Linked DNA regions of Homo sapiens: region 2 is linked to region 1. Evidence: read pairs that join two places in POLR2A ChIA-PET (ENCODE). Cell type or tissue: GM12878. All regions are shown on one strand.

The links. Peaks named below come from ENCODE experiments on the same cell type or tissue, not always from the same donor. Only the 100,000 strongest peaks of a DNase experiment are listed, where the experiment ranks them.
Region 2: POLR2A ChIA-PET joins it to region 1 with 7 read pairs; 2 of 35 experiments call an interaction of 5 or more read pairs at or near these places.

The regions. Positions count from the first base shown.
Region 1 is chr18:36,133,984-36,136,483 of GRCh38, reverse strand. It overlaps ELP2 (elongator acetyltransferase complex subunit 2), which reads right to left. Exons shown (of 22, transcript NM_018255.4): 3 at 107-177. Among named protein-coding and RNA genes, the nearest start is that of ELP2, 5.3 kb to the right of the region's middle. In GM12878, no CTCF peak of the experiment used is centred here; no DNase peak of the experiment used is centred here.
Region 2 is chr18:35,049,497-35,051,996 of GRCh38, reverse strand. All of the region lies in intron 1 of MAPRE2 (microtubule associated protein RP/EB family member 2), which reads right to left. Among named protein-coding and RNA genes, the nearest start is that of MAPRE2, 9.3 kb to the right of the region's middle. RefSeq lists an enhancer at 1,121-1,621. In GM12878, no CTCF peak of the experiment used is centred here; no DNase peak of the experiment used is centred here; H3K4me3 peaks cover 1,318 bases; H3K27ac peaks cover 2,080 bases.

The DNA.
Region 1 (2,500 bases):
CGATCGCACCACTGCACGTCAGCCTGGGTGACAGAGTGAAACTCTACCTCTTAAAAAACAAATGAACAAAAAAAGTCATTTCTTGATTATAAACATGTCCACTCACCTGATTATCCTCTATTTCCCAGTGAATCACTTGATTATCAGATCCTCCAGAAACTAATTCAGTAGAAGGGGCTGAAAAAAATTATATCTCAGTAAATATCTTTATTCATTTTTTCTGCAATTTTTAAAAATTTCCAAGCTACACCAAAAAACAATACCCCTGTACCCTCTACCTAGATTCACAAACTGGTAACATTTTGCCATATTTGCTTAATATCTCACTCTTCCTCTATATACATACACACACACCTTTTAGGAGGCAAACTACTTAAAAATAAGTGGCAGACACTGTGATCTCTGATCCTCAAAGACCATATATCTCCTAAGGACAAAAACGTTCTCCTATATTACCTCAATACAATTATCACATTCAAAAATTCTAACATTGATAAGTATTATTATATAATATACAGTCCATATTAAAATGTCCCAATTCTCTCAGTAATGCCTTTTAAAACTTTTTTTGTTTGGGATTCAGAATCTAAGGAAATACACTCAACATTTGGATATCAAATCTTTTTAGTCTCCTTTAATGTAGAATAGTTTCCTAGTCCCCCTCATTTTTGTGACAATGACAGTACCCAGCACTTGTTCTGCAGAATGTCCCTCAATCTGTTTGATTGTTTCCTCATGATTAGATGCAGGCTAAACACTCTTGGCAGGAACATTATATGAAACATTGTAGTCAGGTGCTACTACCAAGAATATGACTTATTGTTGAAATTAGAGACACACTTCAAAATAGATCTTTTAAATACTTGCAACTTCTCAGTGATAACAAAAGAAAAAGTAGTACCAAAAAAGGGGCAAATAACCTAATTTGGGTTTGGATTTTCTTTTTATTTGTTTCAGGGAAGCAGCTGGACTAAAGAGCATTAGATTTGAACTCAGAAGGCCCAGGTTCATGTCCTAACTCTGCTGCCAGCCAACTGTGATCATGGGCTTCAACTTCATGTGTCACAGCAATTGAGCCACTTAACTAACTATATGATTTTAAGAATGTCTATACATAAAAGTAATGTTAAAATTCAGACATATTAAAAATACAAAATGATATTAAAATTTTATATATCACCGATAAAGGGTTGGAAAGGCTATCTGCATTATCTGGCAGTTCAATGAAAGGAAATCAATCATAATAGTTATAGATTACAGTAATACACAAGCAATCCATTTTATGTAACCTCACTTTTAAACGGAAGATAAAACATACAAGCCTAAATTAACATTTTATAACAAACTCCTATACTGAAAGTCAGTCTTTGATGTTATCTGGTGGCAATTAATATAATTGCAATTATGTTTTATTATCCATACTAACAGGCATCCCTTGTACCATTTAATGATTTTTATTGACCTAACATGTGACTAATCCTACAGAAGCAAATAAGTAGCTTATTAAAACTTTTTTAAACATCATTTATAAAATCATAGCAAAGTCTTAATAATTCAGAAAATTTTGCATTTGTGCCTGGCTCAAAATGCCCTCAAATGAGTGTGTAATGAAAAATAAAACTAATTCAGAACCCATATCAAAACTACAGTAGATATATTTAAGATAACTAAAGAAATATCATAGGATTTTGGGAGCACCATCTAAAGGCAACTAATATTTTAACTGAAAATTCTGGAGTCAGAATCTTAGAGATGAAGAGACCTGGAGATAATCTTGTCCAGAAATTTTCATAACTTTTGGTCTTAGAATTCCTTTACAGTCTTACAATTTTTGAGGACCCCAAAAAGCTTTTGATTATATGAACCATATGTACCAATATTAACCACATTAGAAATTAAAACTGAGAAATATGAAAAATATGTGTTTAACCATTTACTTAAAAATAACAATGGGTTCTATGATGTGTGAACATATATAACATTTTGATGGGGAAAAACCCCAATGGTTTCCAAAACAAAAACTTAATGAAAGAGAGGAACTATTTTACATTCCTACAAATCTCTTTAACATATGATTTTATTAGAATATAGCTGGATTTTCATATCTGCTTCTGTATTTAATCTGCTGCAGTATCATACATCATGTGGCTGCTGGAAAACACTGTACATTCATGACAATGAGAATGAATACTGTGAATAACTTCTTGATATCATTATGAAAATAATTTGATCTCATAGGTCTTACAAACCTCTAAGACACCCTTGATCTAGTCCAATCTCTTACTTCTCACATGTTATTAAGGTGCAAACTAGGGTCAATAGAGATGCAATGTCTTGCCTAAAAAAGCAATAGCTGGCCGGGTACAGTAGCTAATCCTGTAATCCCAGCACTTTGGGAGGCTAAAGAGGGAAGACTGCTTGAGGTTAGGAGTACGAGACAAGCCTGGGCTACAGAGCAAGGCAGGAGAATGGTGTGAACCCGGGAGGCGGAGCTCGCAGT
Region 2 (2,500 bases), 1.1 Mb after region 1:
TGTGCAAAGTATTGTACAGGGTACTTAGAACAAAAAGATTATAGATTTTTATCAATACAGGGTAAAAGAGTAGATTTAAGCTGCAAGCAATAATACTAGCTAACATTCTTTGAGGCATTTACTTTGCACCAGGCACCGTTTGGCACACCTTATGTTCTGTAACACATTTAATCTGCATAAGAACCCTGGGAAGTTGATGCTACTATTATTTCCATATGCACGGTAAGAAAATGAGGCTTAGAGAGGCTAAAAAAATGTTGCCCTAGAAAGGGATGGAGCTGGGACAGAAAGTAAAAGTCTCACACCAGAGCCAAGCTTTGCCCACTATACCTCACTGCCTCTTCAAGCAACTTCCTGGCTGTGCACTTTGAGGACCCCAACTGGTCCTCCTGGAGGTTAGGAAAGGAGGTAGGGGACAATCCAGGTTCCCTTTTCGGTACAGACCAAATTTTGAACTGGAGTAGAGGTAGCAGTGACACACTTATCATACAGGCTGGAAATAGGTACATGCTGACATCTTAAAGTCATTGTTATGACAATGCTATCTGCCTGTCAAAAATTTCAGGGGGAAAGAAATTGGCTTCCCAAACCCAAACTTATCAATTTGGCTTCCCAAATTGGCTTCCCAAACTCAAACTTAACAATTTACTGTGTATTCCAGGCCCCATTAAGGGACTTGGGAGAGACTTGTTGGTCCTGTTTCCCTTCTCCTGCCAGACCCCTGCCTAGGCTAACACAGAGCTCTTCATTTTCTTCTGTCCTTGGAGAACAAGTGTCGAAGGGAAGGTTTACTCTGCCCTTGAAAAGACAGGGAGAGAGATGGGGTGGGGGTAGGGAGGCAGAGAACTAAACTCTCTCTAGAGGCTGGCATGTTCACCCCAAGAAACCCTCACTGTCCTCCATGCTGCACTCACTTCCCATTACACTCCATCTCCCAATGATCCTGTCTTCTGCTTCCTCCTTTTCTAGCAGACATTCAGCTCGTAAGTTCCACAAGCTTTTTTATTTCAGAGTTGCTGACAGTGAGCAGGTCCCTATACTGAGGATAATATATTCAAAGCTTTGTTCTTGTTTTTTTCTTAATTGGTCAGTCTCCCTGGGGGTTCTCTCAGTTTTCACCCAGACTCCTGGGTGAGAGGGCTGAAACAGAAATGCATGGTGAATGCAGATGGCTTGTTTCCTGGCCGTCATCACACACAGGGGTCACATGAAGGCCAGATATTGCCCAATTAAGTTCCCTAAGGTGGGAGGTTAGGCTGAGTTGGAGGAGGACAGAGGACTGCACTCAGAGTGGCCAAAAAATTGGCAATTACCTGCAATCTCAGTTTTAGGGCCCTTTGCTGTACTTGATAAATGGCAGGAGCTTGATAAATGAGAAGAAAACAAAAATGCAAAGAGGATATTTTAAAATAATCCTCACAGAGTATTATTTTGCAGTTAGTGTAAGATTCACAGAGCATACTAAACAGGCTGGACGCATCACAAAACACACAGGCAGCTTCAATGTACTCTGGAGAAAATGAAACAAAATCTCCACTATGGATTGCTATGTGTGAAACCTCAAAGGGCTAAATGAGGCAGATGCTATAGGAGCACATTTCATTTGTGACTACTGATGTTTAATGTAAGAATGGTACTTGCATTAGGCAAATCTTTACTGTCATCCATGTGACTTTGGTAAGTTCATGAGTATCTATCAGATGTTTCCTAACATATTTCAACATGTAAACCTCATTAAGTTCAAACTGAAACTTATTTAATTTTAAAAACCTATGCTATTAAAGGGCTAATTGAAACATCACTGATTGATGAGGTAATGCATTTAGTTTCAGTTTAGAAAAAAAAAACATAAAAAGGTACACAGTGATTAATCTTCCCAGTTCTTACCATTATTAGTTTATATCCTTTCAGTTTCTCTATGAATAAAGTATGAATATATGATCTCATTTTCACTTTTTATGTAATAGCATACTGAAATATTTTTAACCTAGTGATGACCAATACAAATATAAAAATTGGAAGAGCAAAACAGATAAATAAGCCTTTTACTTTTCCTCGACTTTTTGAAAAGCAGAAATGAACTTCCTGCCACAAAAATCACTCAACAATGCCCAAGCTTGTGCCTCAAGGCTATGTTCGTAAGACAAATATAGAGGTCATAGTAGGGTACACACACATTTTTACTTACACGCTACATTTCTGAAAGCTTTTGAAAATTATAGGAGTGATAATTTTGCCCTTCCCAAGTATCAACACAATAATCACAAAATTACTTTTATTCAGACAAGTATCAGGAAGACTTCTGAACCAATGACAGCCACACCTCAGCAAAAAACAAAACACACACCCTGTGTATACTCTGGGGTCAGGTGTGGGAACCTCTCCATCTCACATCCCTCCCACCACGTACTCTCGCCCACTGTCCAGGCCCCTGGAGGTTCTTATCAAGGGAGGGCTGTGCAATATTTATCTTTGTATTCCAAGGGCCCAGCATGGAGGA